Linked DNA regions of Homo sapiens: region 1 is linked to region 2. Evidence: read pairs that join two places in POLR2A ChIA-PET (ENCODE). Cell type or tissue: OCI-LY7. All regions are shown on one strand. Each heading gives the region's core, and the rest is flanking DNA. Links, peaks and the distances in the headings are about the cores only. Region 1 overlaps SAMMSON (survival associated mitochondrial melanoma specific oncogenic non-coding RNA). Region 2 overlaps ARL6IP5 (ARF like GTPase 6 interacting protein 5).

What was found. Peaks named below come from ENCODE experiments on the same cell type or tissue, not always from the same donor. Only the 100,000 strongest peaks of a DNase experiment are listed, where the experiment ranks them.
Region 1: POLR2A ChIA-PET joins it to region 2 with 8 read pairs; 1 of 35 experiments calls an interaction of 5 or more read pairs at or near these places.

What each region holds. Positions count from the first base shown.
Region 1 is chr3:70,019,255-70,024,633 of GRCh38, forward strand. All of the region lies in intron 3 of SAMMSON (survival associated mitochondrial melanoma specific oncogenic non-coding RNA), which reads left to right. Among named protein-coding and RNA genes, the nearest start is that of SAMMSON, 22 kb to the left of the region's middle. In OCI-LY7, for the core only: no CTCF peak of the experiment used is centred there; a DNase peak (open chromatin) is centred at 2,187; H3K4me3 peaks cover 268 bases; H3K27ac peaks cover 1,071 bases.
Region 2 is chr3:69,090,092-69,095,470 of GRCh38, forward strand. The region is part of intron 1 of ARL6IP5 (ARF like GTPase 6 interacting protein 5); the gene reads left to right. Among named protein-coding and RNA genes, the nearest start is that of ARL6IP5, 7.8 kb to the left of the region's middle. In OCI-LY7, for the core only: no CTCF peak of the experiment used is centred there; a DNase peak (open chromatin) is centred at 2,030; H3K4me3 peaks cover 1,264 bases; H3K27ac peaks cover 1,510 bases.

The DNA.
Region 1 (5,379 bases), core at 124-5,123, 930 kb after region 2:
TCTGGGTGCTCCTGTATTGGGTGCATTTATATTTAGGATAGTTAGCTCTTCATGTTGAATTGTTCCCTTTACCATTATGTAATGGCCTTCTTTGTCTCTTTTGAACTTTGTTGGTTTAAAGTCTGTTTTATCAGAGACTAGGATTGCAACCCCTGCCTTTTTTTGTTTTACATTTGCTTGGTAGATCTTCCTCCATCCCTTTATTTTGAGCCTATGTGTGTCTCTGCACTTGAGATGGGTCTCCTGAATACAGCGCACTGATGGGTCTTGACTCTTTATCCAATTGGCCAGTCTGTGTCTTTTAATTGGAGCATTTAGCCCATTTACAGTTACGGTTAATATTGTTATGTGTGAATTTGATCCTGTCATTATGATGTTAGCTGGTTATTCTGCTCGTCAGTTGATGCAGTTTCTTCCTAGCATCGACGGTCTTTACAATTTGGCATGTTTTTGCAGTGTCTGGTACCGGTTGTTCCTTTCCATGTTTGTGCTTCCTTCAGGAGCTCTTGTAGGGCTGACCTGGTGGTGACAAACAGAAGTGCTGTTCTTAGGAATTAATATTCCATATTAACACATTCAAGGGCCTGAGAAGTCTTGCAGTAAGGAACCCTGTTTGGCTTTGTTTGACAGCCTTTGTCACACTTATTGGCAACTTGGGTAACAACTATTAAAATTTGGTGGAATGTGAGTTCCCTGAATCCTCTCTGTGAAGAAATGCTTCTTCAAGTCCAGAATCCAGAAGCTCAGGAAATTCTTGCTTGGCTCTCTTTTCACAGGCAGAAACAATGCAAAGGCCTTAAAGGTAGAGTTAAAAATGCTCTTGTGCATCACAACCAGACAAATGATGGTGTTCCTGCAGCATATGAGGGACTGGGCCGAGCACCAGTTGCAATTATGTGATTAGCCAAATCCCCACGTCAATTTTGCAGAAAAGAGTACTAAATATGGATCTAAAAGTCATGTTTATTCCCTTTTATTCTTTCCTTTAGCCTTCTCTGTCTCCTCAATTCTTTATTTTTCCACAATCAAGAGCTAAGAGATTAATGCAGAAAGCAAAAATTCAACAGGAACATGGGTCTTCAGGCACCCTAGACGAAAGAGTACAATTTTTGACCTCTCCTAGGAAATGACCAAAGGAACTGAAATTATGCAAATGCTCTGGATTTGCACTGATTTTCTTCTATTAGTCTGCCCACCAATATGGAGACTGTGGCATCTGTGGTAGTGGCAGATGAATCAACAGAACCAGGCCTGGCTGCAGGCAAACTTGTCAAAGAGGTGGTGGTGTTTATTGCAGAGTCTTCCCATCCCTGTGCAGCTTGGGATGGCAGAGCCTGCAAACTCCTCATACTCCACAGCTTTCATCCACACATTTCTCTTCGCCTTCTAATCATCTGATTGAGCCTACTTGGATCTCATTCCTTTCCCATTAGCTAATGAGAATAGTAACAATAATAATTAATAATAATAATGATAATAGCAGTAGCAGCTACTGTTGATCGAGCGCCTTTTACAATTCAGGCATGATGCAAAGTAAGCCCTTTATGGACATCATTCCACGTCATCTTCCCAACAACTGTAGGAAACATGCATCCTTATATAAACATACCTTGTTATTTAGCAATGAAGGAATGAGATTTAGAATGTTTAAGCAAGTTTCTTAGTGCCAGAAAGTGAGAAAATGGCAGAACCAAGTTCTGAAAGTGTTGGTAATGGTGAATGAAATGAAATGTTTGTATTCTAGCAGAGGCCCTCTGGAGATTATGATGCCATAGCTTCAAGAACGGAGTTAAATGTTGGAATTTTATTTTCCATGGAAAGTGACTTTAGAGCATTTCCTCTTTTCACCACATTGGCTGTTCATGGAAAACATTCCCTGTGTGTGTGTACATTCAGGGTGGGGAGGTGGGAAGAGAAGGGAGGATGTGAGACGTGAGAAAACCTTTTCCAGTAACAGGCCACCAAAACACATTTCCTGTCATAATTAGTGTAATGAGTTCTCATTTTCAGTTAAAATATATTTTTTCATATTAGATTTTCTTTTATTTCAGTTTGATATGTTTACTTTTCAAGAAAGAAGCCAGTATATGGCCTCTTTTTCAGCCTTGTTAACCTTTTGCTGTTTTTATAACTGTTTACCTATTTTTAGACATTTTAGTCAATGAAAATGATGAAGTTCATCCACTTATAAAATAAAACATCTGTGGCAAAATGAGGAAGTGGCAAAATGCTAAAAGAGCAGTCAAGAAAAACATAGCTTGTTTAAATAATGCCAAATGTATTTCTACTAGGCCTGATTATATTTAGTTTTTTCACTTTTCAAAACCTCTCTTTGGTCTTCTGTAATTAATTGTCTTTAAGGATCCAAATCATTTTCAGTGGAACGGCTCAAAGATTTTCTCAGATTGTGGTGATATTAACAGGGAAAAAAACCCATCATCATTATATATTTTATTATTTTGGGATTGTTTTCAAGCCACCAGAGTAATTGGACTGTAGCCTGCTCCAATTAATAAGGTTTTTGAGTGCATTTGTACAAATCTGTTTTTTTGGAAGCAAAAATCTTGACTTAAAAAAACTAGCTTGCAGCTGAGACTTATTGCTATGCATAGATAAAACCTGAGGGCCATTTCTTTTTTAATAATTATTTTCAAAGAAACCTATGAAATCTTCATCAACATTTTTAAGAAGTAGTTCTTATCAAGGGGAAGAAAGACTTTGAGGTCTAAACCTGTTTAGGCACCAGAATGGAGGCGGTAGGTGACAGCGTTTCACATCACCTGCTGAGTATTAGTAGTGCTTGCTGGAAGGCAACATCTTAACGAGAAGGGCCTTTTGTTTTTTACCAATTTAAAGATTTTGTTCCTCCAATAATCTGTTGTCCTTGAGTTGGGGCTAGAATATACAGGGATTTCTACAAACCGATTCTGCCCAGTAATTCAGGGGATTCAAATGACAACGTGATATTCCAACTGGCCCCCCAAATGTACCTAATTTGATTTCATTAAGAAATTGTTGCCGGGTGGGGGGAGGGAGGAGGGATAGCATTAGGAGATATACCTAATGCTAAATGAGGAGTTAATGGGTGCAGTACACCAACATGGCACATGTATACATATGTAACAAACTTACACATTGTGCACATGTACCCTAAAACTTAAAGTATAATAACAAAAAAAAAAAAAAAAAAAAAAAAGAAATTGTATTGTGATACTGCCAGTAGGGAAGACAGACAACCAGTTATTTATGAGTCCTCGTGTTTTTTTGGTTCTTTTGGTCTTTCAGTTGGGAACATTTATGGAACTAATTTTATTTCGTATTGCAAAATCTATGTAGCACTCTGACTTGTATCATAAATTCCAAAGACAATTCTAATTGACTAGATGAAATAAAGTCCCTTTGGACTTAGCATCTTACCATTTCACCATGTCTTCTTGGGTTGTTTCTCAAGAATACCATTAAATAATTCACTGATTCTCATCAAGTTTGGTGCACAGCTAAAGGGCCTAAGCCCTTCTAAAAGATTCAAGTTTCATTTGGTTTGACTTTCTCATTTTGAAACAAAATATTAGCTGACACCATTTTCAAGTGGAATAGCTCTGCCATGTAAAAATTGTTTTTGTTATCATTTTATTCTGGGGATGAAGGAAAGATTGAGTGGATACATTTCTTGTGAAGAAAAAGTTGGGTTGGTATTTCATGTAATTGCCTTGAATTAAGACAATGGTTAGAAGAATTGGGTCCAATTTTCCTATTAATACAGTATTCCACTGGACACTAAAACATCGCTATGATCCGAATTGCAAAATCTCACCTCATCTCATAATCTCTGCTTTGATGTTGGCTTCTTAAAATTCATTTTAGTGAAAAGTGCAAATAATTTCCAGTCTCAAAGACTAGGAATCTTATATGTTTCTTTAGGCCAGGCACGGTGGCTCACGTCTGTAATCCCAGCACTTTGGGAGGCCGAGGCAGGCAGATTACGAGGTCAGGAGATCGAGACCATCCTGGCTAACAAAGCGAAACCCCGTCTCTAGTAAAAATACAAAAAAAAAAATTAGCCAGGCGTGGTGGCAGACGCCTTTAGTCTCAGCTACTTGGGAGGCTGAGGCAGGAGAATGGCGTGAATCCAGGAGGTGGAGCTTGCAGTGAGCTGAGATTGCTCCAGTGCACTCCAGCCTGGGTGACAGAGCAAGACTCTGTCTCAAAAAAAAAAAAAGTTTCTTTATTTCTTTATATTCTTTATTTATAATATGTTTCCTTTATTTCCTGTAGTCATGAATTTCTTACTGTGTAGCTATTACTCATGCCACTGTTCAAAATTAACATCTGGGAGGCAGTGTTCATAGTAAGTAAAAATGTGAATCTTAACTCTGCTGTAACTTCTCCTCCTACTTCTCCTTGATTCAGTAATTATCGGTGGCTCCCATTTGTCCACTATCAGAAATTTAGCTGCATTTGCTTGTTGTTTGAAGCAAGGTATGATCTCTATTTCGAGCTCTTGCCATGTCCATTTCTTTTGTCATGTGTATGTATTCCAATAAAACTTTATTTACAAAAATAGGCCTGGGCCAAATTTGGACTGCAAGCCATAGTTTGCCAACCTGTTATTGAGTCTTACAACCTACACCATGTCCATTTCTGTCTCTGTCCTTCTGTTCATATTGAGCTTTCCTCCCAGAATGCCCACAGTTTTTCCTTCTGCCTGTCTCCAGCTGACCTTATCAGGCTTGGTGCAGCTCTTCCTTCCTATTTTTTTCCTAATCATGGTTACCCAAACTGGTCTATCCCTAATTTCACATCTGCCTCAATCACTAGCAGGTCTACGCAATTCTGCCTGGGATTGCACTCTCATTATTCTGTCTGTCTCATTTCCTCAGTTAGATTGGCAGTTCTTTGACCCAAAGAACAATGTCTCACATTTCTTTTATATTCCTACAATGAGCGGTACAAGTCTAGACATATAGTGGAAATGGAACCATTGCATGCTTTTCACTGATATACGATGATAAAAGCTTAATAGTTTCCTATTATTTTTCATGATTTATCTTCTCTGTTTTTACAAATCCACTTCTTCTAGTTGTCACAAATTAAACATTAGGCAGACATATAATTTCTGATTGGAATAGAAACTAGTAGATGATATTAGACCAGCATTACCTCAAAAATAATAATAAAATTAGCTGATATTTGTCAACAACTCATCATATACCACCAAATGAAATGTAGGATTTGAGAAAACAAGCTGTTTGCCCAAAGACATGGAGCCAGTAAGCAGCAAAGCCTCTGATGCCAGGAGACCCCTCCCAGCCACCATGCTCTGCTGCCTCCCAGCTGAATTTTGCTTCCCCGTAATCCGTGGTTCTTCACTTGGTCCTT
Region 2 (5,379 bases), core at 104-5,103:
AATGTTCGTATTGTTTGTACCTTTAAATGCTGTAAAGATGAAGAACCAAGTTTCCAGTTGGTAGAGGAAAAAAAGCGTAAGGCAACCCTGGGAGGCTCTGGATCAGAATCTATTGAAATGATTGCAGATAGAATGAGTTGCAGTCTGTTTATACTAAAGCAAGTGGAAATGTTTTTGAGATTAGTCAGCTTCAACACCAGTTCTACAACATTACTCTTATTTGTGTTGCTTCATTCATTCAATTAACAAAGAGTATGAAGCACTTACCAACTTCTCAGACACTGCTAGGAGATAGTGAAGAATAGGACAGCTGTGATTCCTGCCTTCACGGAAAGGCAGCAAGACCACACTGAACACATGATAACTAATTTGTATACAAGTATAGCAAGTGTACAGAAATACACACCTACATAAACACATCCTTCTCAACCTGACTTACCTGATCTCCCCTGTACATTATTACTCCAAATTCCAAATCTCTCAGGTGTTGGGAATAGGGGAGGCATTGAGTATGTAGACAGGAAAAAGGTTTTTTTAAATTTTACTATCCTAACCCACAGCTCAGATCCTTCTATTCCATTGAACAAATACTGAGCACCTACCATGTGGTAGACACTGTCTAGGCCCTGAGGATACAGTCAGGAGTACAACTCCACCAGCCTTCCCAAATCCTCCCAGAATTCTCCTGCCCTTCGATGCCCATTTATTTGCATTTGAGGCTGGCACCTGTCTTCCTCTGATGGCTTATGTGTTTCTTCTGAATACAGAACTTTAAGAGGTCTGTCAACACACAGTAACATTTTAATCTCAAAATCTTTATCTAGGCTGGACATGATGGCTCACGCCTGTGATCCCAGCCCTTTGGGAGGCCGAGGCGGGTAGATCACCTAAGCTCAGGAGTTTAAGACCAGCCCGGGCAACATGGCGAAACCCCATCTCTACCAAAAATAGAAAAAATTAGCCTGGCGTGGTGGCATGCATCTGTGGTCCCAGCTACTTGGGAGGCTGAGGTGGGAGGATCTTTTGAGCGTGGGAGGCGGAGGTTGCAATGAGCCAAGAACGCACGCCACTGCACTACAGCCTGGGTAACAGAGTGAGACGCCGTGTAAAAAATAAATAAGTAAATATAAATCTTTAATAAGGATTGCTTTTCATTAAATAACCTCTGACAGTGTATGTGTGTATATGTGTGTGTATATACATACATATATATATATTTTGAGACAGGGTTTCACTCTATTGCCCAGGCTGGAGTATGGTGGCGCAGTCATGGCTCACTACAGCCTCTACCTCCCTGGGCTCAGGTGATCCTCCTGCCTCAGCATCTTAAGTAGCTGGGACTATAGGCATGTGCCACCAGCCTGGCTAATTGTTGTATTTTTTTTTGTAGAGAAGGGTTTTTGCCATGTTGCCCAGGCTGGTTTCGAACTCCTGGGCTCAAGCAATCCTCCTGCCTTGGTCTCCGAAAGTGCTGGGATGACAGGCGAGAGGTATGGCTGGCACACCTTTGATACTATTTATGTAACTTTGTTTATCTGAACTTCTCTCCCCTCTCCGTCCAGCTTTTTTTTTTTTTTTTTTTTCAATGTTGCCTGCTACTTTTGGCCTTTGGTTGGTAGTTTCTGTTTCCTTTCCCTAGGTAAGGATTTACAATGATTCTAGGTAAGTGTGCAAATAAATGAGTGTATTTTGGATTCCTGGCCCCCTGTCTTAGAAAGGAGAAGCTCTCCATCAGCTTAGGGACAGAGAGCTCTGTACAGGAAATCCAGTTCAAAAAGGTCAAGACCCATTCTTGACCTACCCACTTAATATCTAATTAAGCATCAATATTGGAAATTTTGTATTTTTTATTTTTTGGACAAATGAATTCTATCCTTATCACTCAGCTTCAGAAAACTTAACCCTTAATACCATCCTCTGTCTCTTGAAATGAGCGTGGCTTCCTGTTTCTGAGAATGCCTTCACCCTTAATACCATCCTCTGTCTCTTGAAATGAGCGTGGCTTCCTGTTTCTGAGAATGCCTTCAAGCCCTGTAATTTTAGGCAAAACCTTCAGGCTAACAACTTCAGGTTTGCAAGCATTCATCATTGATATATGATAGGATTTCCTGGCCTTCCTTCTCGTTATGCAATTTGCTAAAGGAGACACCTGGAAGGCAGAAAGCCCTGCTTCTTCTAATCTGCTTCATATCTCATTGGTGCAGCTTCTCCTTGTCTCAGAGGAAAAAGAATGCAGAAATTGGGGGTTAGTGAGGGGTAAATAGACAGGAAACTTGTGAGAAGGAAGTCTGTGTTACCAAGCTCGTTAGCATTTGTCCAGCCCCTGTCTTCTCTCCACAGCTCTGTAAGAATTTGCCATGTGACAGTTCTCAGTAGCTTTTGTTTGTTTTGTTTTGTTAAGACAGAGTCTCTCTGCATCGCCCAAGCTGGATGCCATGGCAGGATCTTGGCTCACTACAACCTCTGCCTCCCAGGTTCAAGCGATTCTCCTGCCTTAGCCTCCAAGTAGCTGGGATTACAGGCACGCACAACTATGCCTGGCTAATTTTTGTATTTTTAAGTGATTACAGGCACACACAATTATGCCTGGCTAATTTTTGTATTTTTAAGTAGAGACGGGGTTTCACCATGTTGGCCAGGCTGGTGTCGAACTCCTAGCCTCAAGTTATCCCCCCACCTCAGCCTCCCAAAGTGCTGGGATTACAGGTGTGAGCCACTGTACCCAGCCTTTTTTTTTTTTTTTTAATTTTCTAAAATCATTCAAGAAGAACAGTTTGTAAACAAATATCTTTCCACTTCTGTTCCCCAAAAAGTATTGGTTGTTAAGAGTAACCATGGGTTGCTAATTGTGAAAGCAGTGATGAGCATACATGAAGATTCATTATACATTATTCTCTCTACCTATGTATATGTTAGTTTTCCATAATGAAAAGTTAAAAAGGGTTTTATGAAGTCTAATCAGAGCTTTGTACACAACTATTATTTGAAGCTCCGTCACTGTGGGAAGCGTCAGATTTATGGTTTCTAATCCGAGTCCAACCTGTTGTTTATTAAAAACAAAAGAAAATCTGGAGGTTCCTAAGGCATGTCTTAGTATGAACACTTTTAACATGCCAACTGTTAAAAAGACAATGGTTGGTTTGGATGCGAGTGTTTAATTTGTGCCAAATTACACAGGATACAGTAAATATTTAGGGAATGGCAAGAATACAATAAATCCTCTAGGCCTTCCTAATTCAGTTGGTTAGGAAAATCTCACTATGACCTTTCTGTAACAAAAGAGACAGGCTCCTGTTCAGTTTTACCTACTGTACAGTCTCCTTTATTCCATGATCCTTAGGCCAAGGAGACACTGTTCTCATTTACTCAAGACGAATTTGTGTCCAAAGCCCACATTTATGCCTATAGTCAAAAATAGCTCTCCACTTTGGGAGGCTGAGGCAGGCAGATCACTTGAGGTCAGGAGTTCGAGACCAGCCTGGCCAACATGGTGAAACATCGTCTCTACTAAAAATGTAAAAATTAGCTGGGTGTGGTGGCGCATGCTTTAATCCCAGCTACTGGAGAGGCTGAGGCAGGAGAATTGTTTGAACCAGGGAGTCAGAGGTTGCAGCGAGCCAAGATTGTGTCACTGCACTTCAGCCTGCCGACAGAGGGAGATTCTGTCTCAAAAAAAAAAAAAAAAGAAAAGAAAAGAAAAAAATTAAAAATTAGCCAGGCAAGCTGGCACTCACCTGTAGTCTGTAGTTTCAGCTACTCAGAAGGCTGAGGAAGGTCACTTGAGTGTGGGAGAAAGAGGCTGCAGTGAGCTATGACCATGCCATCATACTCCAGCTTGAGTGACAGAGGAAGAACCTTTCTTGAGGAAAGAAAAGAAAAGGCATATGGAGCTGTGCTCTGGTCAGAGAGACTGAGGAAAGGCTGGCTGAGCTGAGACTTGAAGGAGGGTGGAGTGAGGCCTGTGTGCAAAGTATCCTCTCTGCCTGATTCACCTCACCCTGAGATGGCAAAAGGCAAGGTGAGTTCTGGGGTAGATAGAAACCCTGAGTGGATGGGGGTGCAATCAGGAGATGGTGTGACAAACCTGGCAGGTAGGCCAGCTGCTAGCCCTGAGAGTTCCCTCATGCTAATTACTAAGGCACTTCTTCCTCTCCTAGCAGTTACAGCCAAAGCCAAATTTTGGCCTTGGCTTGTGGAGTGTGTGACCTGGATTCCAGGCCCCACTTACCCCCTCAGCCAGGCACCAACTCCACACCTATATACAGTGGCCCTGGCTGCAGAGGCAGGCAGGGGCCAGACCCTGCGAAGCCTTGTAGAATGTTTAAAGAATTCTGTTTTTAGTTTAAGAACAATGAAAAGAAAATGGTTGGGTGGGTTCATATTTGCAGTGATCCCTCTGGCTGATTAAGGACCACAGAGAAACATCGCCAATTTAGAGAAGTCCACCGTGAGTATATTGTTCCCCACTTTTTCGGTGAGTCAGCCTTCCTCAGAAACCACACTTCAAAAATAGCTTTTTCGGCTAGAAAATTGGAACTCAGTGCAAAGCTGCCTGTACTCCTCAGGAAATATTTTGCTGCCTCTTTGGTGGTTCTTTTTGGCCTTGCAGCCTGACAGGAGTCACCAAATGTGGCCTTGAGTTGATCCGAGGATTTCTGTTATGGCAAACTTTTATTGCCAACTTTGCAATTGGTGGCCTTGGACAAATTTATTAACTTGTATATTCTTTAGCTTGCTTACGTGTAAAATGAGGTGGGTTAGCAAGATCCTTCCTAGCTCTAAAATTTTGTGAGATTTTTTTTTCCCCTTTCAGTAACTTGTGGTAAAACTATAGACATAGCTACTGAATCACGTTGGGAAGTTTAGGACCTGTATCCACACCCACTAATAGCCACCTTGTTTCAGAGAGAAATGAGAGTGCAGAGGGATTTTCCAGGATGATCCTTGGTTATAGTAGGTTACTTAGAGTGTGGGGGAAATCCTTAAAGCCGGTTAACATGACAGAATGGGTTCTACTGTGAGTTGCTGCCACAACTGGCACCCTTGTTTTCTTGTTTCTCTCCTGGATCCCTTTGGATATGTTTCTTCTCTGGGCCTCAGTTTAGTTATCTGTATAATTGGACTAGACTGATTCATCTTTGAAGACTGCTACAAAATTTCTGTGATGGGATTCTAAACCTTTTTATAACCATAAATGACTGCTCTAGAATGTGTAACTATTATAGGGAAAGATTTATTAATTATTTATTGGAATTGGGTAATACATGTTCATATTTTAAATATATATAATTAAAATATATACAAACATATGTATTAATATATTTTTAATTTCACAATAGAAAAACATAACGGTTTTTGAGTTGCAAAACTAGGTCCTGC